Linked DNA regions of Mus musculus: region 2 is linked to region 1. The links are chromatin loops, found by intact Hi-C in ENCODE. Cell type or tissue: left cerebral cortex. All regions are shown on one strand.

Evidence for each region. A loop is a pair of places that touch in the nucleus more often than their neighbours do. Peaks named below come from ENCODE experiments on the same cell type or tissue, not always from the same donor. Only the 100,000 strongest peaks of a DNase experiment are listed, where the experiment ranks them.
Region 2: it touches region 1 in a loop (7-fold over the local background); 2 of 42 quality-filtered maps call a loop at or near these places.

What each region holds. Positions count from the first base shown.
Region 1 is chr6:139,872,465-139,877,464 of GRCm38, forward strand. It overlaps Pik3c2g (phosphatidylinositol-4-phosphate 3-kinase catalytic subunit type 2 gamma), which reads left to right. Exons shown (of 34, transcript NM_207683.3): 26 at 2,839-2,995. Among named protein-coding and RNA genes, the nearest start is that of Plcz1, 170 kb to the right of the region's middle. In left cerebral cortex, a CTCF peak has its summit at 2,174 (motif pointing right); DNase peaks (open chromatin) are centred at 2,175 and 2,468.
Region 2 is chr6:140,051,185-140,056,184 of GRCm38, forward strand. All of the region lies in intron 2 of Gm45959 (a long non-coding RNA gene), which reads right to left. It also overlaps the pseudogene Gm44156. Among named protein-coding and RNA genes, the nearest start is that of Capza3, 12 kb to the left of the region's middle. In left cerebral cortex, no CTCF peak of the experiment used is centred here; DNase peaks (open chromatin) are centred at 2,848, 3,277 and 3,502; H3K27ac peaks cover 1,174 bases.

The DNA of each region.
Region 1 (5,000 bases):
GTCATGTTAAAAAACGTTCAGGAAATACCTAATAAAAAGTATATATATATAAAAAAAAGTTCAGGAATTTATAATATTTTAGATTTTTCTAAAACAATTTCCAAAGTTCATTTCATAGTAAAAAATAGTATAAGACAGGGAAAAAATATTGTAGATTTGTTTCTGATTATAGAAGTCTAAGATATTTCTAAAACTTTCCTAAAATTTGGGGTCTAAGGTTCTTTTCTTTTACTGTAATAAAATACAGGACCAAGAGAAACTTAAAGAAATAATAAGGGTTTGCTATGGCTCCGGAGGGATAGAATCCTTTATTCCCGAAAGGTGTGACGGGCTCACAGAGCAGGAAGCTGACTGATCACATCTATATACACTCGAAGCAGAGACAGAGAGAGTAAAACGTGGGGTGGTGCGTTGATCTCTCAAGGCCCAAGCCCAGAACTGTATTCCCTCCATCCACCCGGGCTCCACTTCCTAAAGGTTCTCCAAACAGCGTCACAAACTGGGGACCACATACTTAAACCGTGAGCCTACGGGGCCACAATTATTCTTCAAAGGACCACAATTAGCAATAGTGAAAACCGCAACCGTACATGATCTAACAAATATATAATGAAATAAAAGGCCCATGTAAAGACCCACACACCCAAGCAGTTTATGGTGATGAAGGCCAGGATTAAAATAAATGCTAACTTAAAAAGTAGAAATTGATGCCATTTTTGAGTGAGAAGACAGAAGGCGCCTTAGTTGTGAGAAGGCTCAGCTCGGCGAACACTCGTGGCCGTTTGAAGACTCACGGTAATACACAACAATGACATCTAAAATGTATCCAGTGCTTGCCATGTAGTAAGTACTTTCCTGTCCTCTAAGCTATGAGATCCTCTCAGCAATATCAATGAGCAACCGTTTCCAGCCCATTTGATAAAGAATGAAATTTCAGAATGGAGCTGGTAAGTCTCTCACCAAGGGCAAGATCTAGTGATACACAAAACCCAGACTTGAAATCTGAATCGCGGGGCCTCTGGCCCAGGCTCTGTGCTTTGAGCCTCCCCAAGCCACAGAACCCCCTGAAGTGCACAATGCGCTCTGTGGGCCTGACTCGGGCAGCTTTTCCAAGCTGGCTCTCTCATGAAGTCTAGCAGCTGAGTGTCTGGCACACATTTTAAACATGAGAAAATGAAGTCACAGCGCGTTCAAGATTAGACCCTGTGCTTTTATCTCGTGTTTCCAACATCTCTTCTCCCAGCCTTGCTGAAGCATAGCCCACAAAGTGTATCACGGGATGAGTGGGAAACCCAGCAAGGCCAATAGCAAAACCAGTGATCAAAGTTTGAGGCATCGGAGCTGGCGCCCGAGAGCTTCTGCTTGGTGTGGAACGCAACAGAGTTTATTGAATACGTTACTGTGCAAAGAAATCAAAGCCAAGGGAATGCTTTTTGTTATTCTGACCACTTTTGATAATAAGCATGTATTGTAACATATAAATTTTATTATTTCACTTTGGGACAGGACCCCACCTCTGAGACCAGGCTTACCTGGAAGTCAACATGTAGTCTAGGCTGGTCTCAAACTCATAGTCTGTGTAGCCACTGATATGCTGGGATTTGCTGGTGTGAACCACAGTGCCCAGCTTTAAATTAACATTTTAAAACAACCACACCCAAACACTGTTTTAGAAACTGCTTGGCTGGTAGCTAGAATCTACTTCTTCAAGTGTGCTTGCATGGCTTTTCCATTTGAGTCCCATACTTCAGAAAGGTCTAGTTAAGTCATATCAGTGGGAATTCTAGCTTGACAATGTTTTTATTAAAACAGCAAAGCCTTGTACCAGCAAGGAACACTATTCTATTCTAAAGGCTCCCTGAACTACCTCTCAATTTCTCCAGTTGTGATTTGATATAACCTTATGTGAACCCAGGCTGTCAAATTTAAAACATGTCATTCTATTTTAACCACAAACTGTGTCCAAATCTAGATGCTGCTAGAAGAATCTAGGTCAGGTTGGTGCAAAATCGCCCTCACTGATCTATATGCTGAAACCTCATCAGATAGAGATGTGCCTGCCCCTCCCCCTACCTGCTTCGCTTCTCCTTGAGTGGCTAAGGCTTCATCTCAGGATTAGCATGTCTAATAATTTTGGAGATGGAACCTGCTTTTCCATCCTTGGGACTCCAGGGGGCAGTGTGACTTATGAGAAAACAAGGTTAGCACTGTCCTGGTGTGCTCAGCATTTTTTTCACTGAGTCATATGTGAAATGAATTATAGCTACTTTCTAAAACTCCCTGTTCACTACACATATGACAGGGAATTGGTTACATCTGTTGCTGTTGTTTCACAAATTATCTTCTGAAAGAGATTGGCATTAAAATATCTTAACTTTTATCCAAATTCTCTTCCTAAGGAGTCACCCTTCAGAGGGAAAGAAAAGAGCTTTTAAGGCTATTTTTTAAGAACTCAAGTTCTGTTTTATCACCTCCCAGTGTGTCAGTAAATATACTGCCAGTGAGGACTTGGCAGAACTCTTACTGTACTGTTCATTGGAGCCTATCTTCTTTTAGTAGATACACTGTGTCCAAACGTAGTTGGGAATTAAACATTTGACAGAGTGTAGAGGAACATTGTAGCACAACTTACCCTTTCTCCTCCCCAGACCAGTTATTCAAAGTCTTCAATTACTAAGTTTTTCCACTGATCTGCTGCAATAACCCACACTAGACTACCAAAAAACAAAACAAAAACAAACAAACAAACTCCAGTGGAAATAAGTTGCAGTGACTTTCTGCATTAACCCTCCAAACCATGTGACCTCCTCATGGTTGTTGCTATCTTTTTATTTATAGGGACAGAGCCCCTTTCATTTTTACTTCAGAGATGGAGTACTTTATTACTGAGGGTGGAAAAAACACACAGCATTTTCAAGACTTCGTGGAGCTTTGCTGCAGAGCTTACAACATCGTCAGGAAACACAGCCAGTTGATCCTGAGCCTTCTAGAGATGGTAAGTCCCTTGGAGAGTAGAAAGCTTCCATGGTGTCTCATCCAGCTGTCTACTTCTAATGGTTTGGAGTTCCCCCACCTCCATTTTAAAACAGTTTTTAACGCAGAAAGGAGTGAGCAAGCAAACATGTTTCTTGGCAACTTACAGTTAGTTCATAGTTTTCATCTTGGAAGTCACCAAACACAGAGTTACTAGTGCATTCAGAGGGGATCCCCATGCAGAGTGGATTAGGGCTCAGAAAAAAAAAGTCATTTTTAAACTAACTTCTTTGGCTGTATTGTCCCCATTTGACTTACATATGAAGTAAACTTCATAACATAGATGAGGCAGATTCATCCTGGCTCTTTTGTCTCAATATCTGCCTTTGAACACTTGAGCGCTATTCATTCATATTAAGAAATTCAGGGTCAAGAATACAAACTCTGGAGTTGGAGAGATGGCTCAGCGGTTTAAAAGCATAAACTTCTCTTGCACAGCACCCGAGTTCAGTTCCCAGCCCTCACACCCGGCAGCTCACAAGTCCAACAACTGCCTTTAACTTCAGCTCCAGGGATATGATGCACTTGTCTGTACTCCACAGGGACCTGCATGCAAATAGGCACAAAACCACATACACACACATGCACATTTACCTCACAACGAAATAAGTCTAAACATGTCACTGATGAGTTAGTGAGCAGACTGTAGATTGATGCGTTGAGTGTCATGCATTGGTTCTGCTGAGCTTTGGGTCCGGAAGGATTCAGTGTTTTCTCCCAATGTCCATAGCAAAGAGATGAGAAATAGTCATGTGGTAAAAGGAAAGAAGTGGCCAATAGAAATATCTTTTGGAAAATGATATAATGATTTCTTTAAGTGCATACATCCATTGTAACAATTACATCCATCCACAGGAGAGTAGCATACCACTAGTTTATCTATCTGTGTTTTTTGGAGTAAAAAATGGCTGGCTTAGAAACTTCAATTCTGCTAGTAGATGTTGAGGAGACAAATTTGGTGGTTGGATCTCCCTAATTTTGAATGCAGGCTTAGCATTTAAAGGTTAAATTTATACTTAACCTATGTACTGTTTCCATTTAAAATGAGGATAATAACTTTTACCTTATGGAATTGATGGATAAATTGCCTGATAATAAATGCATCATATGGACCAGGCATTATGCTAAGATATTAATAGATTAATTTTCATAACTCTAGCTGATAATTAACATAAAGGATTTATGATAGTATCTGCCATATAGTAGAGTTCAGTTAATTAATGTGATAATATAAGATAATTGTTAATTTACTTTAAATACTGTCAGGTTAGGAATATATTTCAGTTGGTAAAGTGCTGGCCCAGCACTGAAGACAATTGGCTGTGGTGCTACACACTTGTAATTCCAAAATGCAGAACCTGGGAGAAAGAGGCAGGAGGGTCAGAAGTACAAGGTCATCTTTGGTTACAAAGCAAGTTTAAAGCCAGCCTGGACTACATGAAATCTTGACTCAAAAATCAATCAACCAACCAATCAAAGCAATCAATTAAAAAATGAACTGACCATTACAAGATCACGCACTCACATGTAAAATTCAAATTAGTATTCATTAAAACTGAAGGGTCAATTTCTCAATTTTACTAATTACTTCATAATTCAGGGGGATTTTTTGTGTTCTTTTGGTTTGGTTTGGTTCAGTATTTTTTTTTTATTCTGTGATAGGAATTGAGCCTGCATCTCTCCTACTGAGTAACATCCCCAGGCATCAGGATCTCCAACTGTAGCCAGGAATTTTTCTTTATAGATCTTTGTTCTAGTTCCCAATTCTCTTTTTCTCTATTGCTTTTATGGGATGGCTTACAGCTCATAACAAGCTAATTCTATGACACAGAGAAAACTAACTCTACAAGCACTAAATCAAGGAAAATGACTTTATTTATATAATGAATTTCTAGGCACTATCAATTCTCATGTACTGTCAAACTCTGGCATGATCTAGTTGGACTCTCCCAAGATCTTACTCATGA
Region 2 (5,000 bases), 180 kb after region 1:
TTCTCAGAGGTGCTCCAGAGAGCCACGGGTGTGTTTCCCCCGTGTCCAGTCTCCCACACTATCACCTTCAACTCCGCTCATATCTATCTGGATACCGCTCTTCCGTCCCTAACGGCAAAGAAAATTAGCTAAGAGAAGCTGCTAAACTATTCATTTTTTTAATTTCTACTTGTGACAGTTCAATGAATATGTCAGGAGCAGCAAAGCCACAAAGATAAAATCCATTTCTTGTTTTAACCAAGTGCTGCACTGGAAGAAATTAACTGTAACTTTATTAGTCAGATTCCCCACCCCCACCCCAGGAAATGAGAGTGGCCGGGAAAGGGGTTAACACTTTTCAGTGGGTATTGGAGATGCTTTGCTGTCCTTTACTACAAATCACACACTCCCCAGGGGCCCTGGAGTTTCCAAACAAAGAACAGAAACCCTGAGACTTAGTATTACATAACAAATTTATAACCAACCCAAGAATGTGACTGCAGAATATCGCTCTCCTCTGCCGTTCTTTCATAGCAGCTGGAAAATATTACAGGCACTACGGTAGCCAAACTCAAGATATATCCATGAATGTTTTAAAGTGTACAACTGAAATGTAGCCCTGAGGGTCTGAGCCAGGAGGCATTTGGAAATAATGAAGCAGCGAAGATGTTTTATGGAGTCAGCAGAACCCAAGAGATTTCCTCCCAGATTCTACAGTTAGATGCCTAAATCCAGAGTTAGGAAACTATCTGGTGTCCTGGTTATGTGTTTCTATTGTCGTGACAAACACTATGACCAGCAGCTTGAGGGGAGATGGTTTATTTCGTCATATTGGTCACAGTTCTTCACTGAGGGAACTCAGGGCAGAAACTCAAGCAGGAACCTGAGGCAGGAACTGAAGCAGAGGCCATGGAGGTGAACCTCACAGCTTCCTCAGTCTGCTTTCTTACACAGCTCAGGACCACTACCCAGGTGTGATGTCACCTGTAGTAAAGTGGGCCCTTGCACATCAACCAATAATCAAGAAAATGTCCCACTGGATTACACATAGACTAATCTAGTGAGGGCATTTGTCAACTGAGACTCTCTCTTCCCTGTTGATCAACATTGAACAAAAACAAAAACAAAACAAACAAACAAAAAACAAAAAACAAAAAAAAAGGCTGTCAAAATTCCTCTCTATCTTTCTAGAAATGCAGTGAGGAAAATCCTAAAGTAATTTGTACAGTAAACAGTTCCCTAAGGCATCATGGGACATCTGAAGCTGAGCCATCAGTAAAGCAGGGTAGAATCCTTGACTCACAGTACTCTGCATCACTGGACTTAGAACATATAGAAATTATTTTCTATCAATGTTTCTACCTGTTGTAGTCCTGAAAATGTCCATGTACTAGGAATTATGGATCTTGGAAAGCAATTTAGGCAATGGTCCATGTTCGTCTTTCTGTTAAAGTATTTTCGAGTCTCCTGTGGAATTGTCATCTTAGAGGGTTGCTGCTTCTGTCTGCTAACCTATGTCTAGTCCTGAGAGCTTCTAGCCTCTGTACGATCTAATCTAGGCCTAGAATGTTTTCAGCCTCAGACTTGCTGCTAAATAAGCTCACCCTTTCTAGCTCTTTCTGATCTCTGGCTGGCTGATTCAATTCAGCTGTCTGGCTTAAACTCCTCTCCAAGCTGCCTGGGCCAATCTGACTTCTCTAGGTTTCTCCTGGGTTGCTCTGCTTGGCCTCATACTAACTGATAATTTGTTCTAATCTTCTGGCTCCTTCTCATTCTCTGGCTCATTCTGTTTTCACCTGTGTCTAGCTTGTTCTCTCTCTAGCCTGTCTATCACTGCCCTTATAAAACCAACTCTCTCTCTCTCTCTCCCTCCCTCCCTCCCTCCCTCCCTCCCTCCCTCCCTCCCTCCTGCATTGCTTTCCAATCCTCTCTCCTGAGAGGTGAGCACATTCTATTCTCTCAAATCTTTCTCTGTTCTGTCACTTTGTCTGGTACTCATTAGACATCATGTTCAAACATGGCTGCTTCCTTCTATAAACTAACTTTATCTCCATTGCTTGGGATTAAAGGTGTGTACTAAAGGCATGTCTGTGTTCCAGCCAGAGGGATTAAAGGTTCGTAGTAAGGACTTAGTCACATGACAACACAATCTTGGGGTTCACCGAGTGATTAAGTACCCTGCAACATATCTTCACAGAGAGCAATTCCTGTTATGATTGTGTGTGTGTTCTGTGTGTATGTGCACCTGTGTGTGTGTGTGTGTGTGTGTGTGTACACATGCACATGCAGGTGTACAGTGCATATTTGGGGGCCAGAGGTCAATGGCAAGTATTTTCCTCCATCACTCTCCACCACTTCATTTTTAAAAGATTGTTGTGATTACGGTTGTGTGTGTGGTTGCATGCATGGGAGCCATGATGCAGCTGTAAGACCACAGGACAGCCTGCAGGAGTCAGTCCTCTCCTTCCACTGTGTGTCTCAGGGATTAGACTGTCTGTCAGGCTTGATGGCAAGTGCCCTCATATTTACTGAGCCATCTCAGTGACCCTCCATATACACATGTAGCATGATTTCCAACTCTACTGTGGGATTGAAGTTATACATTCTAGTCTTCTTGGATTCAAATGTCAAATCCATTCATAAATGTGGACATAAACCAATATCTGGCTTATAAGACTGGTGCTTCTAAGCAGCCATTCAGAGCCTTCCACAGTGAGCTTCCATATAAATTCCTGCCTATTTTTCAATCTCATATATGCAAGAATATTTATTCATTCAGTAAATCTCCACTGAGCCCATTCCTGAATACGGCGATGTGCCAGCCTCTGTATTCAGCACTAAGAACACAAAAAGAAATAAGATACTCTTCCTGTTTGTAAGTAGGTCTCCACTGAGCAAGGGATAATGCCAGGTGAAAAGCCAACCACATAAGTAGCAGCAAACATTACCCTGTGGGAAATTAGAAGAGGCCACCAGAGAAAGCTGGTACAGTGGCCACTGCCAGAACCTTCTGAAGTGAACACTCCTCTTGCTACCAGGAGCCACACTAGGGTAATACTCACAATCTCACCCCTTCCCATTGGAAGCTTACACTCACAAACTGAACCACACTAGAAGAACCCATGATGTCCTTATGCACACACACACACACACACACACACACACACACGCTCGCACATGCACCACATTAGATCAAGACAGCTTTGTAACATTTCTCAGTTCCCAAGCATCATGTAGGACTGGCTAGGCCTTTGCTATGACTGACTGTCTCTGCAATCCCTCCACCCACTTCTTACCCAGGAATAGACAAATCTTTCTTAAGAAGGCGGGTAATAAATTTAGCCTTCACAAACCACAGAGAGTAAGGCTCTGTTAGCAATTTATTTTTCTTTTCTCACAATTTTCTAAAAAAAAATGTAAAGAAATAAAATAAAATTATTCTCTCTTAGCTTCTGATCATACTCAAACAAGCTAGGAACCAGAAGTGGTTTGCTGAAGCCTGCTCCACACAAAACAGGCTACGGCTGCTCATCTTAGAAACAGCCCAGTGAAAGCCTGTAAGCCAGTCTCTGTCTAAAGGCTGCTTCTGGGAGCCTGCCTGACTGTGACAGGGGAAAGTCTCAGAGACAACCGGGCTCAGCATGAGTTTGCTAGTCAGCAGTGGTGCTGGCAATGATGAACTTGATCTGAACCCTGCAGTCATAGAAAATAAGAGTTAATTGTCTTTATTCCTTGTTTCCCAAAGCCTGTCTCCTATGGTGCTCCAAGAAAGAGTTTTCTGCAGTGAACCATTTCCCCAGGTACCTGTGATCAAGACTTTTTTTCTTTCTTCCTTTCTTTCTTTTCTTTCTTTCTTTCTTTTTTCTTTCTTTCTTTCTTTCTTTCTTTCTTTCTTTCTTTCTTTCTTTCTTTCTTTTTTGCCAATTAAACTAGTTTTATCCAAAGTAAGTCTACATTAAATTACAGTATTACCAATCTGTAGACACAATGAACTTAAAAATAAGAAGTAGAAATAGACATCTATTTGGTCTTTCAGAGACCACATCATAGAACTCATAAATGAAAATGTACAAATATAGAAATGATACTTAAAGAGAAAGGGTTTTAATATGGGGGGCCCAAACATGCATGTTTCAAAAAGGGAGAATCCTTTAATTATTTAGCATAAAATCGAGTTATATATACTTGGTATATTCCAGAAAATATTGCTTTAAACACTTATACATGATCAAAATTCACTTGGTAGCTTTTAATCAAAATGAAACATGATACTTTGTAAAATATAAAGTACTGTTAAAGGTTGCAAAAGTGTCTGTCATCATCACAATGCCAACACCACTATGGAGCCTCGTTCTCGCTGCCCAACCCACCTGAACCCACAGGATATCTCCAGGAACCAACAAGTCCTTTGCCTTTTGGCAAACATATCTAAGCTCCGTATAGTGCCAGGGCAGAGATCCAAGATGGTGTCTGTGCAAGACTATAAAACCAGGCTCGATTTTATTATGGTAATCACACAAACTGCAACTTCAAACAGCAGTCACCCCAAAGCCAAAACCAGAACCTCCACACTCAATCAGCATGGAAACAAACATGAGACCCCCCCCCCAAGCCCCTAAACAAACGACAAGCAGCCCTCTAGGTGAGCTGTATCTCATGACAGACATGATGTCCTCTCGGCACATCAAGGACCTCACTTAGAAACCTGATTTACAGAAGCCAAAGTTTCCAACTTTCTGAAAATACACAGAAGAGAGGCCAATGCTCAGGGTGCAGAGATCCGAGTGGCAGCCTGGACAGTTTCTTCCCAGTGCCCCAGCCCGGGGCTCTCTCTCTCTCTCTCTCTGAGACTTCATCAGGGGAAGAACACAGCAGCTAGGGTATTTCTGTGTCCCACAAACACACACACAACAAACCAAGCCCGTGGCTTTCTGCCAGAGGAACGAGAGCTTGTGAAGGAACTTCTCAATGCGAAGTCAGAGAGTAACAGAAACAATAAAGAAGTAGGGGAAGAAGCAGGG